Linked DNA regions of Homo sapiens: all the other regions are linked to region 3. The links are chromatin contacts, found by Hi-C or POLR2A ChIA-PET in ENCODE. All regions are on one chromosome and are shown on one strand. Each heading gives the region's core, a stretch centred on a gene start or an enhancer-like site at or near the end of the contact. The rest is flanking DNA. Distances are from core to core; before and after follow the strand shown.

Evidence for each region. Hi-C counts contacts between places; a loop is a spot of excess contacts on that map. ChIA-PET counts read pairs that join two places held with the same protein, here RNA polymerase II (POLR2A). Pooled maps may share reads with other maps.
Region 1: a pooled map shows a loop between it and region 3 (9-fold over the local background). The contact joins two enhancer-like sites. A Hi-C loop is called at or near these places in 2 of 168 maps with a recorded cell type or tissue (B cell and OCI-LY7), 11 of 37 single-sample maps with no recorded cell type and 8 of 50 pooled maps. POLR2A ChIA-PET finds 5 or more read pairs at or near these places in 4 of 52 experiments (GM12878, OCI-LY7, activated CD4-positive, alpha-beta T cell and 1 more).
Region 2: a map with no recorded cell type shows a loop between it and region 3 (6-fold over the local background). The contact joins two enhancer-like sites. A Hi-C loop is called at or near these places in 2 of 168 maps with a recorded cell type or tissue (B cell and OCI-LY7), 3 of 37 single-sample maps with no recorded cell type and 4 of 50 pooled maps. POLR2A ChIA-PET finds 5 or more read pairs at or near these places in 5 of 52 experiments (A673, OCI-LY7, WTC11 and 2 more).

Annotation. Positions count from the first base shown.
Region 1 is chr2:47,718,213-47,722,768 of GRCh38, reverse strand. No RefSeq gene overlaps it. Among named protein-coding and RNA genes, the nearest start is that of MSH6, 63 kb to the left of the region's middle. RefSeq lists enhancers at 484-1,289, 3,839-3,888. Within about 2 kb of position 2,159, at least 2 of the 41 ENCODE cell types and tissues checked have a DNase peak (open chromatin) inside an H3K27ac peak, as active enhancers do; they include GM12878 and OCI-LY7, where a contact is called at or near this core.
Region 2 is chr2:47,687,475-47,691,609 of GRCh38, reverse strand. It overlaps a transcript of MSH2 not described here and the pseudogene RPL18AP6. Among named protein-coding and RNA genes, the nearest start is that of MSH6, 94 kb to the left of the region's middle. RefSeq lists an enhancer at 1-648. Within about 2 kb of position 2,394, at least 2 of the 41 ENCODE cell types and tissues checked have a DNase peak (open chromatin) inside an H3K27ac peak, as active enhancers do; they include OCI-LY7, where a contact is called at or near this core.
Region 3 is chr2:47,519,587-47,523,827 of GRCh38, reverse strand. It overlaps KCNK12 (potassium two pore domain channel subfamily K member 12), which reads left to right. Exons shown (of 2, transcript NM_022055.2): 2 at 2,020-4,241. The coding sequence ends at 2,921. It also overlaps a transcript of MSH2 not described here. Among named protein-coding and RNA genes, the nearest start is that of MSH2-OT1, 5.8 kb to the left of the region's middle. RefSeq lists a silencer at 2,620-2,889. Within about 2 kb of position 2,532, at least 8 of the 41 ENCODE cell types and tissues checked have a DNase peak (open chromatin) inside an H3K27ac peak, as active enhancers do; they include GM12878 and OCI-LY7, where a contact is called at or near this core.

The DNA.
Region 1 (4,556 bases), core at 910-3,409, 200 kb before region 3:
AATTTTTTTATTTTTGAGACAGGGTCTCACTTTGTTGCTTAGGCTGAAGTGCAGTGGCGCAAACATAGCTCACTGCAAACTTGAACTCCTGGGGTCAAGTGATCCTCCCACCTCAGCCTCCTAAGAAACTGGGAGGACTATAGGCACGCACCACCACACCTGGCTAATTTTTTTTTATTTTTCATTTTTTTGTAGAGATGGGGGTCCCACTATGTTGCCCAGGCTGGTCTTGAACTCCTGGGCTCAAGAGATCCTCCTGACGTGGCCACCCAAAGTGCTCGAATTACAGACACAAGCTGCTGTTCCTGGCTTGTTTTTCGCGACAGAGTCTCACTCTGTCATCCAGGCTGGAGTGCATGATCTCAGCTCATTGCAACCTCTACCTCCTGGGTTCAAGCGATTCTCGCACATCAGCCTCCTCAGTAGCTGGGATTACAGGCACGCACCACCATGCCCAGCTAATTTTTGTATTTTTAGTAGAGACGGGGTTTCACCATGTTGGCCAGGCTGGTCTTGAACTCCTGACTTCAAGGGGTCCTCCTGCCTCGGCCTCCGTGCTGGGATTACAGGCGTGAGCCACCATGCCTGGCTTTTTTATTTTTTTAAATGGATTTTTTTTTCTCTCCTTCCAACGCTAGGTTGTCATCCGTCACAATGAAGTTGAAGGAAGGCTTCTGCCTGAAATCATCTCTTTCTCCCCTTGTAATTTGCTGTTTTCCCCATTGGCTTGAAAATTTGTTAACCAGTGAATGGATTAAGGGCGGTGCAAGATGTGCTTTGTTAAACAGATGCTTGAAGGCAGCATGCTCGTTAAGAGTCATCACCACTCCCTAATCTCAAATACCCAGGGACACAAACACTGCGGAAGGCCGCAGGGTCCTCTGCCTAGGAAAACCAGAGACCTTTGTTCACTTGTTTATCTGCTGACCTTCCCTCCACTATTGTCCTGTGACCCTGCCAAATCCCCCTCTGCGAGAAACGCCCAAGAATGATCAATTAAAAAAAAAAAAAGAAAGAAAAAGAAAATTTGTTAACCAGGCTTAGTTAAAAACTCCGTATGGAAGGTTTATGGGATAAAAATCTTTTTCTCTACTGAGGACTTAGGTCCAATGATCAGGGGCCCGCAAATTAACTGACAATAGACAGATAAACAGGCAAAAATAAAACAAGTTTGGCCGGGCGAGGTGGCTCACGCCTTTAATCCTGGCATTTTGGGAGGCTAAGGTGGGAGGATCGCTTCAGCCCAGGGGTTCAAGACCAGCCTGGGCAACAAAGTGAGATCCCATAATTAGCCAGGCATGGTGGCATGCGTCTGTAGTGTCAGCTATGCAGGATGCTGCGGTAGAAGGATTGCTTAAGCCCAGGAGGTTGAGGCTGCAGCGAGCCATGATTGTGCCACTGCACTCCAGCCTGGGCAGCAGAGCAAAAGCCTCTCTCAAAAACAAAACAGAAAAAGAAAACAAGTTGGCTGGGTACGGTGGCTCACACCTGTAATCACAGCACTTTGGGAGGCCGAGGTAGGTGAATCACGAGGTCAGGAGTTCAAGACTAGGCTGGCCAACATGATGAAACCCCGCCTCTACTAAAAATACAAAAAAATTAGCCAGGCGTGGTGGCGGGCGCCTATAATCCCAGCTACTAGGGAGGCTGAGGCAGAGAATTGCTTGAACCCGGTAGGTTCAAAGGTTGCAGTGAGCTGAGATCGCGCCACTACACTCCAGCCTGGGCGACAGAGCGAGACTCAGTCTCAAAAAAAAAAAAAAAAAAGAAAAAGAAAACAAGTTTTATTTATATGCATGCAGGAACGTTCAGATAAAGAAGCTCATTGATCTCAACCTAATAAGGAAAAGAGAGCGAGAGAAAGGCTTCTATGGGAAAGACACATGGACATTTGAGGAAAGACAAATGGACTTTTAGAGAAACAAATGGAAGAGATGGGAGTTTGTTGCTGATGTTTATGTTTGTCTACATGAGTGGTTGGTGTTCTTCCTGGGAGTGAGCTCCTCTGGAGAGGAGATTTATGGCAACTTTACTCCCAGAAGGCTCTTCCTTTTAGTGAAATAAAGGAAGTTCCAAAAAGGCTTCTTTCTGCATCTGCTGTATCTCTAGTGTCTTCGGTTTAAAATAATCTTCACACTTATTCTGGAGGGCCAAGTGGATCCCCAGAAGGGGAACATGGGCTCTGACTGAGGAGCAAGGAAATGTATGAGTTTCAGTATCATCTATGGTAACACTTCAGAGTCAGTAGAAAAAAAAGTTCTGGGCAGAGTGCAGTGGCTCATACCTGTAATCCCAGTAATCTGGGAGGCTGAGGCAGGAGGATCACTTGAAGCCAGGAGTTCAAGACCAGCCTGGACAACATGGTGAGAACTCATCTCAAAAAAGAGAAAAGAAAAAAAATTAGCTGGGTCTGGTGGCACATGCTTGTGGTGCCAGCTACTGGGAGGGTGGGGTGGGAGGATTGCTTAACCCTGGGAGGTCAAGGCTGCAGTGAGTCGTGCTTGCACCACTGCACTCCAGCCTGAGCAATAGAGTGAAACCCTGTCTCAAGAAAACCAAAAGTTTTGATTCTCAGCTATGTTCTGGTGAGGTTGCTGAGTAGCTCAGTGATGGATTGGTGAGGTGTTTGTACATAGATGCTTTATGCATCCCCCTTTCCAGAGGCCTGGCCTCTTAAGTCCAGTCGTTTAGAGCCAGCGACATATCTTCTATCAGCTCTGGGAGGTGCTGGATAGAGGTCAGCAGCATAGTGACTACTGAGGGATGCCGGGGGGTTCAAGTCCTGAAATTCCACCATTAGAGCTTCATTTTGTAGGTCGTACTTTTCCCTGTCCCTCCAGAAACTAACAAGTGAAGTCTCTCTTCCTCTCTCTCTCACTTTCTCCTCAAATTTTAAGGGTAAAATCACATAAAATTGTAAAGGTCCCTCCTCCCTATCCTGCCTCAGGAGTGACACCAGTTCCTAAGTGTATATGTGTTTTTTATTTTTATAGAAAAGATAAAACACCATTGCCCCTGTTCTGTGCCCTATTTTCATTTTCACTGTAAGCAATACATTTCTTTTTTCTTTCCTTTTTTTTTTTTTTTTTTTTTGATACAGGTTATCACTCTGAAGCCCAAGCTAGAATGCAGTGGGTATCATAGCTCACTATAACCTCAACCTCCTGGGCTCAAGCGATCCTCTCACCTCAGCCTATCAAGCTGTTGGGACTACAGGAGTCTCTAATATATATGAATGAGACATAGTCTCCCTATGGTGCCCAGGCTAAGTAATACATTTTTAAAATAAGTTCATATCAGTACCCAAATCATTTTCCTGTTGTTGTGATGAATGCAATGGCATGCCATTGCACAGAAGTGCCATTATTTATTAAACCAGCCTCTCAGTGATGTCAGCCCTCCTAGGACTGCTATTACAAATGGTATTCAAATGAATACTCTTGTATCGAAGTCGTTGCACACATATGCAAACACACTCATAAGAATAAATTCTTAAAAGTGAAACTGTGGACTAAAGGGTGTGAGATATATATTTAGGTTATCGACTTAAAGATGCAGTGTGACGTTTGCTGCTGAAGTGGGAGGATACAGAGCTGTATGAATACAGCTGCAGGAGAATTTATCTTCTACTAGGCAGAAACAACCTACACAAACTTCCCTTTACAAGACAGTTCAGATTCCTATACAATAGGCTTTCAACAAATATGTGGAATTTACTGAAACGCAGGTTGTCAAAGAAATCTTAAATGCTTTGTCTGTGAGCTAAAGAGGAGCAGACAGAAGCTAAAGAGAATTTCAGTTCCAAATCCAGCCTAACCACCATCTCCTACCCCCAGACTCTTACTTGTTCCACCTGCCCCTCAAGCTTTCCCTTTTCTTTACCTATGCTCCTCCTGGCTTCACTTCCTTCCCCACCCAGCTGAGCCCTCCGAAGGCTGTGTCTTCCAAGTTACCTGTCAATGCCTCCAACTCTAACCATTTTTTTCTTTCATGCCACCTGCTTTAAACTCCCCAAACTTTTTTTTTTTTTTTTTTTTTTTTTTGAGATGGAGTCTTGCTCTGTTGCCCAGGCTGGAGTGCAGTGGCATGATCTCAGCTCACTGAAACCTCCACCTCCTGGGTTCAAGCAATTCTCCTGCCTCAGCCTCCTGAGTAGCTGGGACTACAGGCGCCTGCCACCATGTCCAGCTAATTTTTGTATTCTTAGTAGAGACGGGGTTTTACCATGTTGGCCCAGGCTTGTCTCAAACTCCTGACCTCAGCTGATCCGCCTTGGCCTCCCAAAGTGCTGGGGTTACAGGCATGAGCCACCATGCCCGACCTCAACTCCCCAAACTCTGGACTCTCTGCCTCCTCCTCCAGGTTACTGAGCAATGCTGGAGAAATTCCATTCTTGGGGAGATTGAAGATCCAAGGTCGCCAGGCTCAGCGGGGCTATGGCATGGCCTGACGGTCATATATACATTAAATTAAATAGAGATGAGGTCTCACTATGTTGCTCAGGCTGGTGTTGAACTCCTGGCCTCAAGCAATCTTCTCATCTCAGCTGCCCAGAG
Region 2 (4,135 bases), core at 1,145-3,644, 170 kb before region 3:
TTTTTTGAGACAGTTTCACTTTTGTTGCCCAGGCTGGAGTGCAGTGGTGCGATCTCAGCTCACCGCAACCTCCGTCTCCCAGGTTCAAGCAATTCTCCTGCCTCAGTCTCCTGAGTAGCTGGGATTACAGGCACAAGCCACCACGCCTGTCTAATTTTATATTTTTAGCAGAGACGGGGTTTTATCATGTTGGCCAGGCTGGTCTCAAACTCTTGACCTCAGGTGATACACCCGCCTCAGCCTCCTGAAGTGCTGGGATTATAAGCGTGAGCCACCGCGCCCAGCCGTTCCTGTTGTTTTTATGTTACAAAATTTATCAGCAAGTCTCCTTTTGCGGGTGGCGGCGAACGCGGAGAGCACGCCATGAAGGCCTCGGGCACACTACGAGAGTACAAAGTAGTGGGTCGCTGCCTGCCCACCCCCAAATGCCACACACCACCCCTCTACCGCATGCGAATCTTTGCGCCTAATCATGTCGTCGCCAAGTCCCGCTTCTGGTACTTCGTATCTCAGTTAAAGAAGATGAAGAAGTCTTCAGGGGAGATTGTCTACTGTGGGCAGGTGTTTGAGAAGTTCCCCTTGCGGGTGAAGAACTTCGGGATCTGGCTGCGCTATGACTCCCGGAGCGGCACCCACAACATGTACCGGGAATACCGGGACCTGACCACCGCAGGCGCTGTCACCCGGTGCTACCGAGACATGAGCGCCCGGCACGGCGGCCGGGCCCACTCCATTCAGATCATGAAGGTGGAGGAGATCGCGGCCAGCAAGTGCCGCCGGCCGGCTGTCAAGCAGTTCCACGACTCCAAGATCAAGTTCCCGCTGCCCCACCGGGTCCTGCGCCGTCAGCACAAGCCACGCTTCACCACCAAGAGGCCCAACACCTTCTTCTAGGTGCAGGGCCCTCGCCCGGGTGTGCCCCAAATAAACTCAGGAACGCCCCAGAAAAAAAAATTTATCAGCAAGAAAATAATTTAAGATGATGGCTAGCTGTTTATGTCTCATGGAATTTTTATGATTAATCCAAGCAAGATTGTTTAAAAACAGCTGAGTTAATTTATAAGCTTCTATCTCACATCTGTTTATCTTTTCACCAATCATTATGTTTTGTAATATGTTTATTTAAAAATAATTCTCCAGGCTGAGCATGGTGGCTCATACCTCATGCTTGTAACTCCAGCACTTTAGGAGGCCAAGGTGGGAGGATTGCTTGAGCCCAGGAGTTTGAGACTGCCTGGGCAACACAGTTGGAACCTGTGTCTACAAACAAATTAGTTAGCTGGGCGTGGTGTCATGCACCTGTGGTCCCAGCTACTCAGGAGGCTGTGATAGGAGGATCACTTGAGCATGGAAGGTCAAGACTGCAGTGAGCTGTAATCGTGCCACTGCACTCCACCCTTGGTGACAGAGCAAGACCCTGTCTCAAAAAATGATGAGAATTATAATAATTCTACAACTCTCTTTGGTATCTTTCACCCTTAGAGTTTTGCTAAGTTAAATGATGGATATTCATTGCATTCATAGATTATTTCCAAACAAGGAGATATACTGAAGCATTAATTGCCTCACATAAGTATATACTTATCTATTGTTCACTTACTATAGAGGAATGAATGATATTTGGTTAGCAAACATGTCCTGTGCCACATTGAAAAATAGCATTATTTAAAAAAATAAGCAAAAACACCTCTATGTGCATATTTGGTAAGAAAAGTAGGATGTATTTTTGAAAAGAAAAAATATGAGGCATGAAGATGCGTTTTGGCTGAGGAAAAGGAGAGTAATTCAGTTTGGAAGTCCCTCCCCTATAGCATGGGAAATGCTCCCAAAGAGGCATTTCCTCTGCAGAGGTGGGCACTCAAAAACAAAGGAAGTCGCTCAGCCTAGACAGTCTCTGAGATGTAAATGACTCACTTCTGATGAGGAGGCGTCCAAATAACTGATCCTTCCAGACCACTGCTCTTCCCTTAACTCTTCATCATTTATTCTTTATTTATTTTTTTTATTTTTATTTTTTGAGACAGAGTCTCGCTCTGTTGCCCAGGCTGGAGTGCAGTGGTGCGATCTCAGCTCACTGCAACCTCGGCCTCCTGGGTTCAAGCGATTCTCCTGCCTCAGCTTCCTGAGTAGCTGGGATTACAGGCGCCCACCACCATGGCTGACTAATTTTTGTATTTTTAGTAGAGACAGGGTTTTATCATGTTGGCCAGGCTGGTCTCAAACTCCTGACCTCAAGTGATTTCCCCTACTCCTGCCCCCGCTTCCTCTGCACACATTGGCCTCCCAAAGTGCTGAGATTATAGTGAGCCACCACACCTGGCCATTCATTCTTCATTCAACAGGTAATCAGTAGCAGGAAATGGCCTAAACAGGGGTGTCCGAGAGAGAACACAGCCATGGGTTCTTAGTTTCTGTTTCTGGCTGGGCTAACAAAGCCCCTTCTTTATCTCTCTTTTCTGCTTTTCACTAGAGACAGAAACTAAAAACCATGGCTTCAGGTTGCTAAAAGCCTAAAACAAAACAAAACAGAACATGAACAACAAAATAAGGTGGGTTGGATGAGCTTGGCCTGCAGGGTGGAATTGGTGGATGTACTGAGGAATGGAACCGGAAGTCTGTGCTGGTTATTGGTATTTTGCCTGTCAGCTCCAAAGCCATTCTTTTTTGCCTGCTCTGTGAAAACGTATCTGGGCCTTTTAAGTATTTCTTTATTTTGTTCCTTTGCCATCTGGCACTTAATTGTCAGTAGAGGCCAGGGAAGAATGAGTGCAGGAGGAAAAGGGTTTTGCTTCCTGGTTCCATTGCCAGCTCTGCAGGCCCCTGCGGTGTGCGAGGCCTGCCCCAGCACCAGGCTTCTGCGGTGGATGTGGTTTCCCAGTGCCTCACGCCAGCAGCAAGGGTGGCTTCTCCAGCACAGCTCCTTCAGTGCTTGAAGCTTCTCCAGACTCCAGCAGCACAGCTGGATTCCTCAGTATCTGTCTCTTGCAATGTGTAATCAGCAGCACCTAGTACAGTAGCTTTCCCCTGTATCCAATTCTGATGGTTTTGTAGCGAACTGTCTGCACTGAGTTACTTCCCTGTGAACAGCCTTCTCCCCAGCACCCCAGAAGACAGATTTCTAGCATGTTCCACTGGCATGGCACCTCAGTGAGGTCTCTGATATTTAGTGAGTCACAGCCATGCTTCTCCAGCAAGGCCTATATCTCAGCCCAAGGGTAAGTACTACATCTCAGCCCTGGGGTGGTGGCTTTTTATATTATATTTGTCATGCACATCCATGTAAAGAGACCACCAAACAGGCTTTGTGTGAGCAATAAAGCTTTTTAATCACCTGGGTGCAGGTGGGCTGAGTCCAAAAAGAGAGTCAGCAAAGGGACTTAGGGATGGGGCAGTTTTATAGGATTTGGGTAGGTAGTGGAAAATTATAGTCAAAGGGGGTCTCAAGGTGCTCAGTGGGGGAGCTTCTGAGCCAAGAGAAGGAATTTCATAAGGTAATGTCATCAGTTAAGGCAGGAACCGGCCATTTTCACTTCTTTTGTGATTCTCCAGTTGCCTCAGGCCATCTGGATGTATAAGCACAGGCTTGGGCTCAGAGGCCTAAGAATATTAATCTGCCATTATCACATCAATTATATCTGCTATTCCTATATTCTTTTTTATTCTTTTTATTTCTTACTACCCCACCTCTGGTTACTCTGTCTAATTCCATGTTATGGTTAGTAATTCTTTGTTTTTTGTTTTTTGTGTTTTTTTTTTGAGACGAAGTCTCACTCTTGTCCCCCAGGCTGGAGTGCAATGGTGCAATCTCAGCTCACTGCAACCTTCCCTTCTCGGGTTCAAGCGATTCTCCTGCCTCAGCCCCCCTGAGCAGCTGAGACTACAGGCGCCTACCACCATGCCCAGCTAATTTTTGTATTTTTAGTAGAGACGGGGTTTCACCATGTTGGCCAGGCTGGTCTCGAACTCCTGACCTCAGGTGATCCACCTGCCTCGGCCTCCCAAAGTACCAGGATTACAGGCATAAGCCATCGTGCCCAGCCTATGGTTAATAATTCTTTATATTAAACTTTTTCTATTTGAACTACTGTTTTTTTTCTCTCTTGATGGGACTCAGACTGATACATTTATTCATTCT
Region 3 (4,241 bases), core at 1,283-3,782:
ATTAAACAGGGATGCCCCTGATCGCTGCCAGACTTGCTGAACAGTATCATGGTGCTGCTCAAATGATCCATTTTTTCAGCTCAGACTCCAAGCAGTAAGTGAATCTTTCCACCAAGAGATGAAACCCCCTCCCATAACCAGAGTCAGGCAACCACGGGTCCCACAGACCACAGCCAGCACTGGGCAGGGAGCTCAGTTGAGAGGCAGAGCTGCCACTCTGCACTGCCCTGGATGGCATGGGCGAGCACACTGGCAGGCAGCCACACCTTCTGCAGAAATCAATTGATAAAGACACCCTTAAAGCCTGTGCTTTGAACAAGTGGTAAGTTAACAACGATAAGGGCCTGAAGCAATACGCAGTTGTATAGACCTCCCAGAACAAAGCAATTTGATATACCAGCAGCACAGGACCCAGCTGGGCCAGAGCCTTTCTTTGGCCACAAGTGTGAGCAAGGATGACTGATGGTGATCCTTGGTTGAGAAGGAGCCGGCACCCAATGGCAGAGCCATGCTCAGTCTCTGAAGGGTGTGGGTGGACTACTCTCAAGCAATCCTTTTGTCAGCCTCACAAAGCTCTTTTCAGAGACCATTAACTCTAGCTACCTGGTTACACTCTACCTGGTCCCAGAGTGAACAATCCCAATTAAGGCAAAGCCCTATGGAATGCTTCCCTAACAAGGCTGTCTGCCCAGGTGTACTACAGGTTACATTTAAAAACCAGGCTTTTGGAGAAAAACTCGTAGTCAACAGTTGTTCGGCTCGGATTCACTCACAATTCCAAATAACTTGAGGAAAGAAGAGGAGCTGCAGTTGACTTTTGAGCACTGACACTTAATTTTGGGGTCCTTTAGTTAGTAGGCAGAGTTGGTAAACTGATTTTTTTTTTAATAACAGGGAGGGACCGAAAATCTATGGCACACTTGGGAAAAAAAATTGGGCACATATGACAACTCTTTAAAAACTGCCCTTTGAACAGAAAAGTCTGCTATTCTAGTATGTAAGACTTTGGAGTCATCTGGGAATTGATTTGAAATGCACATTTTCTTGTCACCCCATATTCACACTGTAAGAACTAGGGAAGTGACGGACTACCCACTTGGCCTTAGGCCCAATTCCAGAGGCATGAAATGTTGGCAGACTAAGAAAATATGGTCCTTTCTCTGCCATTAGAAAAAATAACAAAGAATTCACTGGACATGGTGGCATACACCTGCAGTCCTATCACTTGGGAGGCTGAGGTGGAAGGATCACTTGAGCCCAGGAGTTTAAAGCTGCAGTGAGCTATGATTGTACCACTGCATCCAGCCTGGGTGACAAAGAACCTATCCCCCCAAAAAAGAAAATATGATCGTTTGACCAAAGGCCTTTTCGAAGTGCCTGTAAAGTGAAAATTAGTCACAGCACTAAGATTACTTGGCTTTTTTCACCATTCTCAAGTAGGCAGTGGAGTTTCCAAGTAACAAGACTGGTATAAAAAGTGCACAAGCACATAAGAAGCTAGATATCTTTGAAGAGATCTATGTTGGTTTTGATTTCTAATGTAAATATTTGTAATTCACCCAACAAAACTCACCTAGACTAGTATATTAATGTATTTATGAACTAAAATAAAGATGACAGTTTTTAAAAAAAAATTTGGAGGAGTGGGAGAGCAGGTGTCCCTTGTTGGCTTTGTGGGTAGCTCAGTGGTTTGCACCTGTGCAGCAGTGGTTTCTATTTTTTGTGTCATGATGGGTCCTTCCTAGTGACTACCTGTCCCAACCACTTGGGTTTATAGGTCCCCAAGATGAAGGGCCATGTCTCCTCCATCAGTTTAGGGGCTGCCAAGATCAGGAAACCTATTAAGTGCCACCAAGGGAGATAAATGACTAAGTGCTGTTCTTCCTCCACCTGAGTGGTGCCACTCGAGATAGGAGCCGCGCAAGCACCTGCATGCCCCCGCCCCCACACCCCCCACCCTCGCCCAGTGAGGACCACCTGCGCGGCCAGGACCGCGCTGACCCTGCCCTGTCTCCACAGGTTTCGGCATGACCACCCCCGCGACGGTGGGCGGGAAGGCCTTCCTCATCGCCTACGGGCTGTTCGGCTGCGCTGGGACCATCCTGTTCTTCAACCTCTTCCTGGAGCGCATCATCTCGCTGCTGGCCTTCATCATGCGCGCCTGCCGGGAGCGCCAGCTGCGCCGCAGCGGCCTGCTGCCCGCCACCTTCCGCCGCGGCTCCGCGCTCTCGGAGGCCGACAGCCTGGCGGGCTGGAAGCCCTCGGTGTACCACGTGCTGCTCATCCTGGGCCTGTTCGCCGTGCTGCTGTCCTGCTGCGCCTCGGCCATGTACACCAGCGTGGAGGGCTGGGACTACGTGGACTCGCTCTACTTCTGCTTCGTCACCTTCAGCACCATCGGCTTCGGGGACCTGGTGAGCAGCCAGCACGCCGCCTACCGGAACCAGGGGCTCTACCGCCTGGGCAACTTCCTCTTCATCCTGCTCGGCGTGTGCTGCATTTACTCGCTCTTCAACGTCATCTCCATCCTCATCAAGCAGGTGCTCAACTGGATGCTGCGCAAGCTGAGCTGCCGCTGCTGCGCGCGCTGCTGCCCGGCTCCTGGCGCGCCCCTGGCCCGGCGCAATGCCATCACCCCAGGCTCCCGGCTGCGCCGCCGCCTGGCCGCGCTCGGTGCCGACCCCGCGGCCCGCGACAGCGACGCCGAGGGCCGCCGCCTCTCGGGCGAGCTCATCTCCATGCGCGACCTCACGGCCTCCAACAAGGTGTCGCTGGCGCTGCTGCAGAAGCAGCTGTCGGAGACGGCCAACGGCTACCCGCGCAGCGTGTGCGTCAACACGCGCCAGAACGGCTTCTCGGGCGGCGTGGGCGCGCTGGGCATCATGAACAACCGGCTGGCCGAGACCAGCGCCTCCAGGTAGACCGCCCGTCCGCCCGCGCCGGGGACCCTCTCCAGGCCGCGGGGCCGCCGGGCGTGGTTTGCTTCTCTCAGTCACTGCTGGCGCTTTCTTAATCTTTATCCAATAAAATGAAACAAAAAAAATTTTTTTAAAGAAATACTATTTGGCCAGGCCTGATGTTATCAAGGGCAGGTTTTGGGGACGCCTGTGTTCCTTGTGAGTCCCCTCTTGGAGAACCGTGGCCCCCAGCAGATTCTCCTTCAGGGAGAGAAAACGTGGCCCCCCAGGCCCACACCCAGGGCATACCGCAGCGAGGAGGGTTTTGCAGACTGGCACTAAACCCCGTCCCCATGCACAGAAGCAGCCGGCAACCCCAAAGCATATGGTGCAACTTTTCGTGGCTCTGAATTACCTCCTCAGCATTTAGAATCCTGGCCCAGCCTAGCAGCTTCCTTCTGGTCGTCAGAAGTGATATAGTCACAGTTTTGACAGGTGGGGGTTGGGACAGCCATATGTTGCCTCCCGATGTATATATATAGAACAGCCACTACACACAGAGAATGGTGTAGTATTATGCAATGAGATGAAACATAGCACCAACTTGCGGACTGTGGCATTTCCCCCAGATTTGGAAATTGCAGTGGTGAGGGGCTTAGCTGGCCTTTCTCAGCTCAGAGTTAGTCCATTTAGCACAGAGCACAGGGCAGCTACTTCTAATGGTGGGCGGTCCAGGGCACCTGTGAGGAGGGGAGCGGTGAGGCTGCAGGAGCCCTGCTGGGCTTTTAGCTGGCTGATCTCCAGGCTCGGATCGGCAGATCTTGAATCCCCCAACCGTCCTTTCTTTCACAAGCTCATCCACAGCAGTGCTTTTCAATATTAACCAGGAATATCTGAGTCTTCTCAGACAAGATATTTATTTGTTGGTGTGGATTTTTTTTTTCTTAACTACTGTTGATCAGTTCAACTTTTCCCCCTTTAAGAGATCATGGGGTTGCCGGGCGCAGCCCTCCAGCTTCTCCTCCTCCTCCTCTGAAGGAGGCACCTCTGCCAGCTGCGTCCTTGGGAACCAGGGCCTGCAGCACCAGGAACCCAAAAGAAGCCATCTTGCAAATGTCAGGGTATTTGGCTCCAGAGGCCATGATGTGTTTGGGGTCAGGAAAGATAGAATCCCTTTCTAAATATTGTTTATCAAGAGGATTTGTCTTCTCCATGCACAGCCTATTGGAGGCAGAGGAAGGCAGGAGGGAGGTAGCTGGTGAAACTGGTGGATGGAAGTAATGTTAGGATTACAGTTTTGCTCTCGGGCTGAGGGACAGATTCTCCCAGACTTGCCTTCTGCAG